Linked DNA regions of Mus musculus: all the other regions are linked to region 3. A link is a contact called in ENCODE POLR2A ChIA-PET data. All regions are on one chromosome and are shown on one strand. Each heading gives the region's core, a stretch centred on a gene start or an enhancer-like site at or near the end of the contact. The rest is flanking DNA. Distances are from core to core; before and after follow the strand shown. Region 1 holds the start of Abcd4 (ATP-binding cassette, sub-family D (ALD), member 4). Region 2 holds the start of Ylpm1 (YLP motif containing 1). Region 3 holds the start of Npc2 (NPC intracellular cholesterol transporter 2).

Region 1 (4,499 bases), core at 1,122-3,621, 160 kb after region 3:
TGTGTGTCTAGGTGTCTTACCTGCATGTATGTCTGTGTACCATATTTGCGAAGTGCCTATCCAGGCCAAAGAAGCCCTCAATACCCCTGAAACTGGAGTTATAGAGACAGTGATGAGCTTTCTTTAAGGTACTGGGTACCAAACCTAGGCCTCTGGAAGCCAATGTTCCTAACTGTTGAGCCATCTCTCCATCATGCTTTAAGTGATGTTTAATTTTCGATGTTTGTGTCTTGATGTATCTGGCTGGTGTTTGTTTGCTTGCTTGCTTAAAAATCAAATCTTAGAAAATCGTACCCTGAAGTATTAAGCTCTTCCCCCTGCAGAAATCTCGGTTACCATCCTCTCAGAGTTTTTTCTGGACCTTCTGTTTCTGTGTCCTAAGTTGGCTGTCCCTCTCTATCATTCCGAAACATTGTTTTCCATTCTGGGGAGCAGAGTGAGGGTAGAATTTTGGTCCTTCCTTCTGCTAAGGGATATTTGACAGCATGGTTTTATTGGCTGGGTTAAGGACAGCTGCTCTGCTGGCATCTTCCAGCTGCTCAGTCCTGAGACATTGCTCAGTCTCCTACAACTCACCCTACAAAGGCCAGGCCCAACAGGCGCAACAGTCATTAGTGTTGAAGTTGGGGAAGCCTATTTGCTTTGTTTGTTTGGTATCTTTGTCATGGACACGAAGCTTTGTAAAGATAACTGAGCTTGCCACTAAGCAAGTCTAAAAGGCTCTGAAAACAACTGGTAATTGTTACTTTGTTGACTTGTTGAGTGTTTGTTCCAGAGTTGACCTTAAGGATCAAGAGCTAGGAAGATACATTTAGATGCAAATGTGAAATGCCATTATTGTTTCCTTGAATCTCTCATTGGGCACTTTAGTCAGTCTATAAGCATTTCATACATTTCTCGTTTAAGGATCGCAGCACTTGGAGGCAGAGGCAGGTGGATCTCTGAGATCCTGGCTAGCCTGGTGTAGAGAGCGAGTTTCAGGACAGCCAGGGCTACACAGTGGAACACTGTTTCGGGAAGAAAAAACAAAAACAAAAACAGAATAAACCAAAAGAACCAAAACAGCTGCAATCTAAACCAAACCAAACCAGAAACCCACTATAAATCAGTAGTGTTGAAAACTGCAAATGTAAAGTGAGGATCCTCTACCCTTTTTTTTTTTTTTTCCCCTTGAGGCAGGTCTCCTGTTGTCCAGGCTAATCATGAACTCAGCGCTTTCTATGTATCTGAGGCATATCTGGAACTCTTGATCCTCCTGCTCTACTGCCTCAGGTCCAGAATTACAGGGTTGAGCTGCCATATATGTCTGGAAAACTGATTTATATGTTTATTTCTGTAGTGCTGGGGCCTTATGTATGACACGCAAGTCGTTTACCACTAAGTCACATCTACCCGACTTAAATGATCATGCTGGGGCTGGTGAGATGGCTCAGTGGGTAAGAGTACCCGACTGCTTTTCCAAAGGTCCAGAGTTCAAATCCCAGCAACCACATGGTGGCTCACAACCATCCGTAACTAGATCTGACGCCCTCTTCTGGTGTGTCTGAAGACAGCTACAGTGTACTTACATATAATAAATACATCTTTAAAAAAAAAAAAAGTCACGCTGGCCAGGCATGATGGCGCATGCCTTTAATCCCAGCACTTGGGAGACAGAGGCAGGCGGATTTCTGAGTTCGAGGCCAGCCTGGTCTACAAAGTGAGTTCCAGGACAGCCAAGGCTACACAGAGAAACCCCGTTTCGAAAAACAAACAAAAAACAAACAAACAAAATCACGCTGGGGAGAGATGGGACGTCCTGGAGAGATGGCTCTGTGGTTACAAGCACTGGCTGCTCTTTCAGAAGCCCTGGGTCTGTAACTAGAGTTCCAGGGACTCCAATGCCCTCTTCTGGACTCTGCAGGCACCAGGCACTCACGTGGTACTCATACATGCAGGCAAAACATTCCTATACATAAAATACATTTTCAAGAAAATCTTGTAAATCGTGCTGGGACCAGGGAGCCAGCTCACCCGATGAAGGCTTTTCTCGCCAATCCTGACAACCTGAGTTGGCTCCTCGGGAGCCCTCATGATGGAAGGAGAAAATTGACTCCTCAAAGTTGTTCTCTGACACTTACGCCCTGGTTCACAGTTCGCGTGAACACACACATAGCTCACTAAATAAATATGTATTTTTTAAATTAATTAATTTTTTAAAAAACAGATCACGCTGTCTTCTCTGGGAGAAAGTTACACTCGGAACTACCAGTTGGCAAAAGAAACCTCCCAGCCCCACAGGGGACGCTCTGGCCACCCGGCCAGCTCTATAACCTCTTGCTACTCTCTTGTTCTTCAGGAAAGGCTGCGCTTCCGGGAACGGCCACAGCGCCGGAGCCGTCTTCTCTATCTAGCGCGTCTCTGTGGTCGCCAGAGTCCCACCCCTTTCCTCCTAGGGCGGGGCCCCGAGCTCTGAGGACTCTGCCCGGGGAGGACACCGGGCTTGCTCGGTCGCCTCGTCGCTTGCATCCCGGGTCATGGCGGTCCCGGGACCCACGGCCCGAGCTGGTGCCAGGTGAGCAGGGCTAGTGAGGACGGCCGGGTTGTCAGGGACGCACTGCCTGGGCAGTGGGGAAGGGGCTGCTCCCCTGCGGGTCCTTCCTTGCAACTTTCCTTCAGTTTGGGCTATTTGGAACCCTGGCTGCACAGAATGGAGTTGACGCTGCCTCACTCTAGGTACTGCGGACCCCCCTCTTTTGGCATCTTCCTCCCTTAGTTTTCGTTCTCAATTCCGATCTGCTCTTGGCACACCCTCCTTTGCATTAATTTTTTTCAGACCCTCTTACTTAAATTATCCTGTTACCTTAAAATATATGTTGACTTTGGATTCATGAATCATGTTGTGATTTTTTAAAAGAGAGAAGTTTTTAAACTGAGCATTGGGTTTTTTAGGTCATCCATGCTATATGACTTTTCACTCCTGAATGGTGCTCAGCGTCACCCTGGATAGATTCTATTTCCCTAGTAAAGGATGCCTGGATTACTTCCAGTATTTCAAGCACCACAAAGTACACCGTAATGAATATCCTGGCAATTGTCTCTTGATAGATAGATACTGATGGTTTCTCTTTAAGTTATCCACCTCAGGATAGAATGCTGAGCCATACTTAATTCTATAATGTTTTGGGGTGGTCGCGTCCAATTTATAGTTCCTGACAGCAATATATAAAGGTTCTAGTGTCCCTTATAACCATCCCCATATTTGGTATTGTTTAGTTTATTTTTCCTAATATGTATCTAAATGATGTATGTAAGATGGTATTTTTTAAAGGTTTATTTATTTATAATATGTAAGTACACTGTAGCTGTCTTCAGACACCTCAGAAAAGGGCAGATATCATTACCGAATGGTTATGAGCCACCATGTGGTTGCTGGGATTTGAACTCAGGACCTTCAGAAGAACAGTCAGTGCTCTTAACTGCTGAGTCATCCCTCCAGCCCTGTAAGATGGTATCCTATTGTAATAACTTTATTTTTATTTTATTGGGGGGGGGCGCATGCACATGCACGTGTGATATGTGTGCCATGACACAGGAATGGAGATCAGGGAACAGGTTTTGGAGTTGGTTTTTTCCGCAGTGGGATCTGGGGCTGGAATTCAGATCTTGGCGACAAACACTTGGACCTTTTGCTGGCTGAGCCATCTTGTCAACTACACTGTGCTAACTTAGTACATTTATTAGGCTCGTGGATTGTCCCTTTCATAGACTGCCTGCTTATATCCTCTCCTCACTTTCCTATGAAATATCCTGATGTGCTGGGTACATCACGTGTTGGCGCACGCCTTTAAGTCCAACACATGGGAGGCAGATGGCAGTCAGATCTCTGTGAGTCTGAGGCCAGCCTGGTCTACAGAGCAAGTTCCAGGACAGTCAAGGCTACACAGAGACACTGTGTCTTAAAAGACCAAGAAAGAAAGAAACACCTTGACATGCGGAGATTCCTTGCATGTTCCAGCTTGTAACTCCTTATCAATTTCATTCTGCAAATACCTTCTCTCATCTCACCAAAGTCTGTGGTACTGTGTTAAATAAAATACGTAAGTCTAAATCAAGCCCACCAGTTTTACCCTGTATAGTTTGTAGGTTTGGGGTCTTATTTGAGAAATGTCTTCCTACTTTATTCATCATTATTAAGGTATCTTCACTAATTTATTTATTTATTTATTTTTTTACATTTGCTTCTGGTAGGTTAGTAATATACTTTTTCCCACAAGCATTCTGTATTCTACCATCTTCAGCATTCATAAGTCTTTTGTTTGTGTGTGCAAAGCCTGGACCCTATGAATAATAGTAAGGCTAAGCTCACTACCTTCTGTAAGGCTCAGCTATCCTCTGTCCTGACTTCTGCAGGCCCAGATTAGATCTGCAACTTGTCCAGAGGTTCGTGAGGATACAGAAGGTTTTCTTTCCTTCTTGGTCATCACAGAATGTCTTAATGTTCATGACGCTCTTGTGCG
Region 2 (4,261 bases), core at 1,186-3,685, 220 kb before region 3:
GGCAGAAAAACAAAAGCAGTATTTGTTCCTAGTGAGTACTTATATTAAGATAGTCTGGTATGCACATTCTTCTTTTTAAAAGCCAAAGCTGAGGGTGTAGCTGAATGATAGAGCACTTGACTAGCATACCCAAGGCACCAAGTTCAATCCCAAGCACAACAAGTCAACTATGTAACTCATGTGTTTCTCTACATGCCCAGAAAAAGTCAGACTGAGGTCATAGTTTAGCTTGAAGGAACTGGGCAACTGGAGGAAATAATCCTCATGAGCTGATGTAACTTTGGTATAAGACAGCAAAATCACTTATTCTACCGTCCTGTGAGTGTCTCCTGTGCAGACCCTGCTTCTCTTAAATACTGAACTACAATAATAAACAATTACCTTTTGGAATCTTATACATTACCCTGAGCTTGAATATCATAAGATTCTTAGTGAATTTAAGGTAGATGAGGTCAAATAGTCACAATAGATGATCTATTCCTACTTATTTATTTTTGATACAGGGTCTCACTATGTAGCCCAGGCTGGCTTCAAACTCTCCCATCCTCTGGCTTCTGTTGACCAAATACTGGATGGAGGCACAGGTTTCCATGCCCAACTTCTATGTTCCTGCAACCCTGTCATCCTCTTACTGGTCTGTGGAATGCAACATCTTCAAAACAGATTGTCAAAAAGTTTTGGGATGGCTCTCACAGGAGCAGCCATCACAAAACTTTCTTTTCAAAACCTCAGCCAAATTCCAAGGCTATTATTTTCAAGTAAATGGTAATAATAATGAAATGTAGCAAATTCACCATGCGGCAAAATTATCCTTAGGAGATGGTTTTGAAATATAACAACAGATTCTCCAAGGATCAAGTCTCTAGAGGCCTATGGAGTCCACATGAACTCACAACATCAGTTAGGATGTCATGATGAGACTTCCATCTTTTATGTGCTGAGAACCCACTTCTGGAAACAGACAGCTATCTCTGGCCCCTGCATATTTTGCTGGTCCTAAGAAATTAACTGGTCAATATTTACATGTATTTAAACATCAGTCCTTTAAGAATTTTCTTTTATACTGCCTCCCCATGAAAATCTTAGTTTAAAAAAAAATTAAAACAAAGCTCTGTGCAACAATAAATACTGAATGCTGGTCAAAGAAAACTAAGGCATACATTTGAGAAATAAATCTAGTGCCAACCTACTACAACTTCAAGTGCCTAGTCTTATCTTTACTCTTCTTTTGGTAATCTATGGTCAATTTAAAACCTGGCTTTCAGGGCTGACTCTTAGGGGATCTTTGGAGTATGAATGGGCTAGTCGTTGGCTGTTGGAATTACGATAGGCATTAGCTGGTTAAAGCCCAAGACCTGCTCACGTAAAGCCTAAATGAAAGATGTGACACAGTGCTTACCTGTGGAGTCATTGTAGAGGGATCTGGTTCAGGAGCAGCTTGCTTCTGTTCAGCAGTCTTGTTCTTGGCCCCACTCTCCAAAGGCTCTTGCTGGATAGCTGTTTTATTCCCAGAAGGGATGGACGGTGGTGGTGGTAGCTGGGGTTTAGAAGGGCCCTGGGAGGAGCGGGAAGGAGAGGCCTGAGAAGGGGGTAAGTAGGGCTGGGAATGGCTCAAATATGATTGTGAGGAGGACGAGGAAGAATAAGAAGGAGTGGGCGCCAGATAGGACTGGGAAGGTGGAGACTGTGAAGGGGATGGCTGAGCAGGAGGCAGGTAGGGCTGAGCGGAGGAAGGGGGATAGTACGAGGGTGGTGGCTGAGGTGGAGGCATGTACGACTGGGATGGGGGCATGTAGGATCCTGGAGGTACAGGGGGAGATTCAGGAGGGGACTCCAGCTCCATTGGAACCAAACCCGGAGGCCCATCTCGTTGGTGGTGGATCATCTGGTGTTTGTACTGCTGCTGCTTCTGATAACTGAGGGCTGGTCCAGGTGGCGGGGGCATCGGTGGCGGAGGCGGCTGCCAGTCTCCGTAGCCGCCCCCGGGCATCACCGGCGGGGGTGGCAGCGGGGGCGGAGGAAGATGGTGGGGTTGGAGCACGCACTGCATTTGCTTCTGGTGCATCTGCTGCAGCTGCTGGAGCTGCGCCAAGTGTTGCTCTCGGAAGCTCATGAAGCCTGAAGAGGAAGGGGCCGCGGGAGCCGTCGAACTGGAGTACCCGGGCCCCGGCGAGGCCTCGGGAAGCGCCACCGGTGGCGGCGGCGGCGGCACCGGCGGCGGCGGATAGTGGCTGCTCCCGCCATACCGGCCCCAATTCGGATACATATAGGAAACGAAGGCGCGGGGCTCGTCCCGGCGCCGTTACTCGTCGCAACCGACCTCCAGGAGCCGCGGCGGTGACGGCGACAGCCGGAACTCGCGGTGCCTTACAGGCCGCGGAGCGTGTGAACGGAGCGCGCCAGTGCGCCGGCGCTACGGAGCTGGGCCCGCGGTCGGGAAGGCGGGGACCGTGCTGAGGCAACTACGCATGCGCAGTACCATCGAGCGGAGAACAAAGGCCAGATAGAGGGAACCTTGGCGCAGGTACTCGCTGTTGCCGCCTTCCTTCGGGTTCGGAAAATGTAGGCGGTAATAGAATGTTGTCATAGAACCAAGAAAACCATAGAGTCTCACAGCCGAAAGGAGTGATAGAGATCCTAACGCCCTATGGGTTTAGTTTTGAATGGGGGGGTGGGGAGGGGGGAGGAAAGATTCCATTCACAGTAGCAACAAGAACATAAAACAAGTAATAACTCTACTAAGAAAAATCTAGACATTATATGAAGAAAACTGCAGAATCCTACCTGAGAATAAAAATTAAACTTGAACTCACGAAGAGGCTTACCATAGTCCTAAGTAAAAAAGAGGGAGCTTTGTAAAAATGACAGTTCTTCCAAGTTAAACTGATTTAACTCAGTCAACCCACAGCCTGACAGGGGACAATGATAGGAAGAATGAAAAATGGATTCTGGAGAAGGAAAGTGAAAATGGCCCTGATTCTTTCCTACAGGTACTGTAAAAGGAATTGAATTGTTTAGATTGGTTTCCTCCCCACCCACCACCCACCCCACCACCCTTAAAATTTTTTTGCTTTTTCAAGACAGGGTTTTTCTGTATGAACCCCCTGGCTGTCCTGGAACTCGCTTTGTGACCAGGCTGGCCTTGAACTCACAGAGATCTTCCTGCCTCTGCCTTCCAAGTACCATCAAACCCAGGTTTTAACTCGGACGATGTCCCTGTTGGAGAATCCTTAAACCTAAGAAAAGTCAGCCGGGCATGGTGGTGAACGCCTTTAATCCCGCACTCGGGAGGCAGAGGCAGGCAGATTTCTGATTTCGAGGCTAGCCTGGCCTACAAAGTGAGTTCCAGGACAGCCAGTGCTATACAGAGAAACCCTGTCTCGAAAACCCAAAAAAAAAAAAAAAAAAAAAAAAAAAAAAAAACCTAAGAAAAGTCAGAGAAGGGTAACTTAAAAGCTGATTTCCTGAACCCTAGCAGCAAAATATTAAAGACTTCCATTGGTTTGGGTGATTACTGAACATCAGAAGTAGTACACTGAATTCTGGGAAAGGAAGGACAGAAGGAAGGAAAGAAGGAAGGAAGGGGAGAGAAAAACCATGCTTAATTTGAAGACTCTTAACTGTATCAGCATGTCAATTTGAAGATGTGACCTTGCTCTTTTTTCCTAGCAACCAGATCATTACCTGTCTTGGGTAACTATGAGTAGTAGATGCGGGGCTAGGGATTCCTTCTTTCAGTGTCTTATTGAAGCAGCATAGAAATACATAAAATTGCATGTCATAAGTTGTATTAGTTAGGGTTTTTCTGCTGTGAACAGACACCATGACCAAGGCAACTCTTATAAAAAAACATTTAACTGGGGCTGGGTTACAGGTTCAGAGGCTAACATCCAGGCAGGTATGGTACAGGAAGAGCTGAGAGTTCAACATCTTCATCTGAAGGCTGCTAGCAGAATACTGACTTCTAGGCAGCTAGAAAGAGGATCTTAAACACCTTCTCCAACAAGGTCACACCTCCACCAACTGGGCCACACCTACTCCAACAGGGCCACACCTTCTAATAGTGCCACTCCCTAGGCCGAGCATATACAAACTGTGGGAAGCCACATGTGCCGTTGCAGAGTGGCACTGACTACTGCTGGCCACCACGCATAAGTTTGGACAAACAACCAATGTGTACATATGCAGTAAAGTTTTTTGCAAAAACACTGCCTGGCCCGGGCATGATAATTAGGCTTTGAGAGTATAACCAATCAGATGT
Region 3 (4,193 bases), core at 273-2,772:
CAGTTCTTGGCTGAAGTCCACCTGGGCTCCCTTAACGAAGGCCAAGCTATCAGAGTCAACCACCACTCTTGCCCCACCCTGTTCAAATACCCTGAAAAGACAAGAGGAAAGCATGAATGACAAATACCACAAACACCCACACAACACCCTGAGCCCAGAGGTGTACATCTTGTTCTCCAATGCATGGAACACTGCTTAGGACTTCTAGCTGGGACGGAACGGACTGAAGCAGAAAGATTCAACGTAAAAAAAAACAGAAGGATTATTTAAGGGCTCGGACTGAAACTAGTCCAGCCTTTTTCTTAGGGTGGAACCTTGGTGTATATATATATTTTAAACACTTATTTATTCATTTATTTTATGTGAGTATACCGTTGCTCTCCCCAGACACACCAGAAGAAGGCATCAAATCTCACTACAGATAGTTGTGAGCCACTATGTGGTTGCTGGAAACTGAACTTAGGTCCTGTGAAAGAGCAGCCAGTGCTCTTAACCGCTGAGCCATCTCTCCAGCCCTAGTTCAGCCTTTCTCAACTTGACTACCTAACGGACGCTAAGTCAATGTTCTTCCTTATTTTTAAACAAGAGGACAAATCTTTGCTGTATCCTCACAGAACGGAGAGGGTGGTAGTGTTAAGCAGACTTAGACGCTTGGAAGTTTGGAATAAATTGGGGCCACTTTTATCCTCTGATACAGCCTCTAGCGACCCATCCGTCCTCCTTGCCTGTCGTCGGGGTTAATAACTGTATCCAGTGAAAATTTGTATTGGAATCCGGAGCATCCACCTCCCTCTACTTGCAGCCTGAGGAATTCTGACCCTTCGGTGATTTCCAGAAGCCTCTGAAATTCAGGAAAGAGGATCAAGAATGCCAAGCAAGCGGAGATAACGGGACGGGTGACTAGGAAGTCTTCTAGAGCCCTCCTGGGCACCGCCGCCCCGCGTCCGACCTCCTACCTGGACGCAGCTGTCTGTGAGGCGGATCTGTCCCTCGCCAGCCTCTGGAATGGAAGATGTTGTTTCCCAGCGGGTCAAAAGCCTGGGAAAGACGGCGAGGAGCCTGCGATGTAAAGAAGGGAGACGAACCCGGGAAATGGCACCAGATGACCCTCTATGGACACCTCGTACCCAAATCTGGGGACACTTTCTTCTGAACTGCCAAGCCTTCACCCCACACCCCACCCCGCGTGAGATTTAGCCTCCCATCTATCCTGAAGACGCAGAACCCAACACCCTTCCTAAGTGACGTTCCACCCTCGATACCTTCCCGAGCGCCTAGGAATGACAGCCCTGACCGCCTCGGCAGTTAGGGACAAGGCCCTGGAGGCCGCCATCTTACTCCGCAAGCTCCGCCCCTAGCATGGTCCAAATCCCCGCCTAGCCTGGGCTTCCGGAGGAGGGGAGAAGGGGGCGGGGCTGCATCGAGCCTCCGCCCCCAAGCGTGCCTATTGGGTATAGCGAGATAAGAGGGCTTTGATTGACAGAGAACGCTTCCACTTGCCGAAGTGGGTCGGTACCAATAGAGCGGGGCGAACGCAAAGAGCGAGTTCTCCGTAGGCCCTGCCTGGAAGCGGAAGAGATGGGCGGAGATAAAGGGCGAGCTGCAGGCCAGGCGGCCCCGGAGCCCAGGGCGGGGCGCGGGCGGGCCTTCGCTGGTTACTGCTCACAAGTGGCCTGATCTGGCTCCACCCTCGGTCCGGGACAAGTTTATCTTGTGACTGCTCGGGCTGCTTTTCCTTCCTAGATTGCAGAGCTTTCATATCCACGATGCGTTTTCTGGCCGCCACGATCCTGCTGCTGGCGCTGGTCGCTGCCAGCCAGGCGGAGCCCCTGCACTTCAAGGACTGCGGTGAGCCCTGAGCCCACTCGAGGAGACCCCCGGGGGTGGATTGGGCGGGTTGCTGGAACGTGGAATTGACTAGGTTGGGACCGAAGGTACTAGTCTTGATGAAACTTAACCCCTCCGCACAACTTTGTTTCTCCTTGCATTTCGTGTTTTGGGATAATCTAAAACACTCACAAGGCGAACCGTGTGCTGAAGTTCACTAAAGTTTCTTGGGTGAACATCAAGCGGGCATATATTGCAGCGCTCAAGGGCTTTGAGATTTCAATGGACGGAGGAGGATTGCGAATTTAAGACTAGCCTGGATTTATTGAACCCTGTCTGAAAAAAGTAAACAAATAAAAGCAAAAAATAAAACAATAGGATAGACAGCAGGTCTGCATCCAACACGGATTGAAGGAATAGGCACGGGACTTATTTTGATTTATGCCTTGTATCGTCACTGGCCTTTCTCCCTTTGTTCGTTTGAAGTTTGGTTGGGAGCGGGCTGAGGCAGCCTCACTCTGTAGCCCAGTTTGGCCTTCCAAATCCCTGTCAATCCTGCTCTGGTCTTAGAAGTACCATCCACCTCCCCTCCCCACCCCACCCCCACTAACGAGACAAAAGCTAGTTCTCCTTCTCATAACATTCATTTACAAAGTAGGGTTTCCATTGTTCTAATGAATTTCATGATTCTTGATCCTTGTCTCCTATAAAATTCGTATTTCTAGTGACATCATGTGATGCCTCCCTCCCAACGCTGCCCCTGGACTCTTTATTGGAAAATATAATAGAGGGTAGAAATTCTGAGTTTGTCCAGTCAAGCCTGTACACTTAGTTGTGGGAGCAGTGCAGGGGCCCGGGGTGGAAAAGGCAGCAGTGATGGTCGAAAGACAAACTGATTTTGTAAAATATTTGAGCAGGGGGAAACAGACCATAATGAAGCAGTAAGTTAAAGAGTTATTAGGACTGGAGAGATGGCTTAGTGGTTAAGGGGAACTACTATTCCGGAGGGTTAGAGTTCAATTCCCACATCAGGTTATACCTGCTTATACCCCAACTCTGGGCCTTCTCAGCTACCTACCTGCACTCCCAGGCAGACACACACACACCCCTAACTAAGGAGGTAGAGGTGGGAGTGGGAGGTGGATTAAAGCCTTCTGTAGTCACACTGCTGAGTGAGGAACCAAGCTAAATATGCTTCTTTGTAGCCAGTATCCAGTACTATGGGATGATAGTAAATAATAAATACTCACTGAAAAAGGAAACAAGGGAATTCATATTACCTCTAATATGATATTAAAAGTTCTGTTAAAGCAAAAGCAACGGTGGGCATGTGGAACTGGATTAAATAATAAGGGCCACTGCCTATCAATAGTTCACAGATGCCGTTCACTAAACCTGGAGGCTAGCTCAGAGTGGCTGTTTCTTTGAAGTACCTGTTTTTCCCTTCTGTTAAACTTCTTAAATTTTCATTTTATTTCTCATGTGTGTGTATTCATGTGTACCCAAGCATGTGGTAGCCGGAGTCCAACCTCTCAAGTGTCATCCTCAAGAGCACAGCCCACTTCTTTTGAGACGTAGTAGACCTCCCAGGGTCAGGATTGCGTGTGTGTGTGTGTGTGTGTGTGTGTGTGTGCGTGTGTGTGCGCGCGCGCGCGCGCGTGCGTGTGCGTGCCACCATAAGTGGCGTTTTTATGTGGCTTCTGGGAATTGAACTCAGGTTTTCACTTTATCCACAGTGATATTACCCCCTACTCCTTTATTGAGGACCGAGTCTGGGATGAAGGCACTGTATTCATTTTATTAACTTATTCTTCACCATCTGTTTTACAGAGAAGGAAACTAAAGCACACAGACCAACTTGTCTAAGACCCTACAGCTAATCAGCAGGAGTTGATAAGTTGATAAGTCCCTAGGACTTATAAGGAGTTGATAAGTTGATAGCTGATAAGTCCCTAGGAGCCACTTGGACTGGTTTGTTTTGTTTTGAGACAGGATTTCTCTATGCAACAGAGCCCTAGCTGTCCTAGAACTTGATCTGTGTGGACCAGGCAGCCTCAAACTCAGAGATCTGCCTGCCTCTGCCTCTTGAGAGGTGGGATTAAAGGGGCCCCCTCCTCACTGTCCTGCTGAACTTCATTATTTTGGTGGTAATGGTGGTGGATTTTGTTTGGTTTGAGACACCTTTGTAGACCAGGCTGAACTCACAAAGATTTGCCTGCCTCTACTTTGGCCATGTTCGTGTTCATGTTCATGCCTGGCTTTTTTTGACAGATTATACACCTTGGAAGAACTTGTATTTTCATGTTGTATCTGTCTATCTCTCTCTCTGTCTCTATCTATCTATCTGTGTGTATGTATATAGGAGG

What was found. ChIA-PET counts read pairs that join two places held with the same protein, here RNA polymerase II (POLR2A).
Region 1: POLR2A ChIA-PET joins it to region 3 with 16 read pairs in embryonic stem cell. The contact joins the promoter of Abcd4 here to the promoter of Npc2 in region 3. POLR2A ChIA-PET finds 5 or more read pairs at or near these places in 4 of 5 experiments (Patski and embryonic stem cell).
Region 2: POLR2A ChIA-PET joins it to region 3 with 15 read pairs in Patski. The contact joins the promoter of Ylpm1 here to the promoter of Npc2 in region 3. POLR2A ChIA-PET finds 5 or more read pairs at or near these places in 2 of 5 experiments (Patski and embryonic stem cell).

Annotation. Positions count from the first base shown.
Region 1 is chr12:84,615,338-84,619,836 of GRCm38, reverse strand. It overlaps Abcd4 (ATP-binding cassette, sub-family D (ALD), member 4), which reads left to right and starts at 2,371. Exons shown (of 19, transcript NM_008992.2): 1 at 2,371-2,554; 2 at 4,393-4,499. The coding sequence starts at 2,517.
Region 2 is chr12:84,994,495-84,998,755 of GRCm38, reverse strand. It overlaps Ylpm1 (YLP motif containing 1), which reads right to left and starts at 2,435. Exons shown (of 21, transcript NM_178363.4): 1 at 1,400-2,435. The coding sequence starts at 2,266.
Region 3 is chr12:84,770,441-84,774,633 of GRCm38, reverse strand. It overlaps Npc2 (NPC intracellular cholesterol transporter 2), which reads left to right and starts at 1,522. Exons shown (of 4, transcript NM_023409.4): 1 at 1,522-1,848. The coding sequence starts at 1,767. It overlaps Isca2 (iron-sulfur cluster assembly 2), which reads right to left and starts at 1,364. Exons shown (of 4, transcript NM_028863.1): 1 at 1,263-1,364; 2 at 957-1,059; 3 at 726-841; 4 at 1-91. The coding sequence starts at 1,333.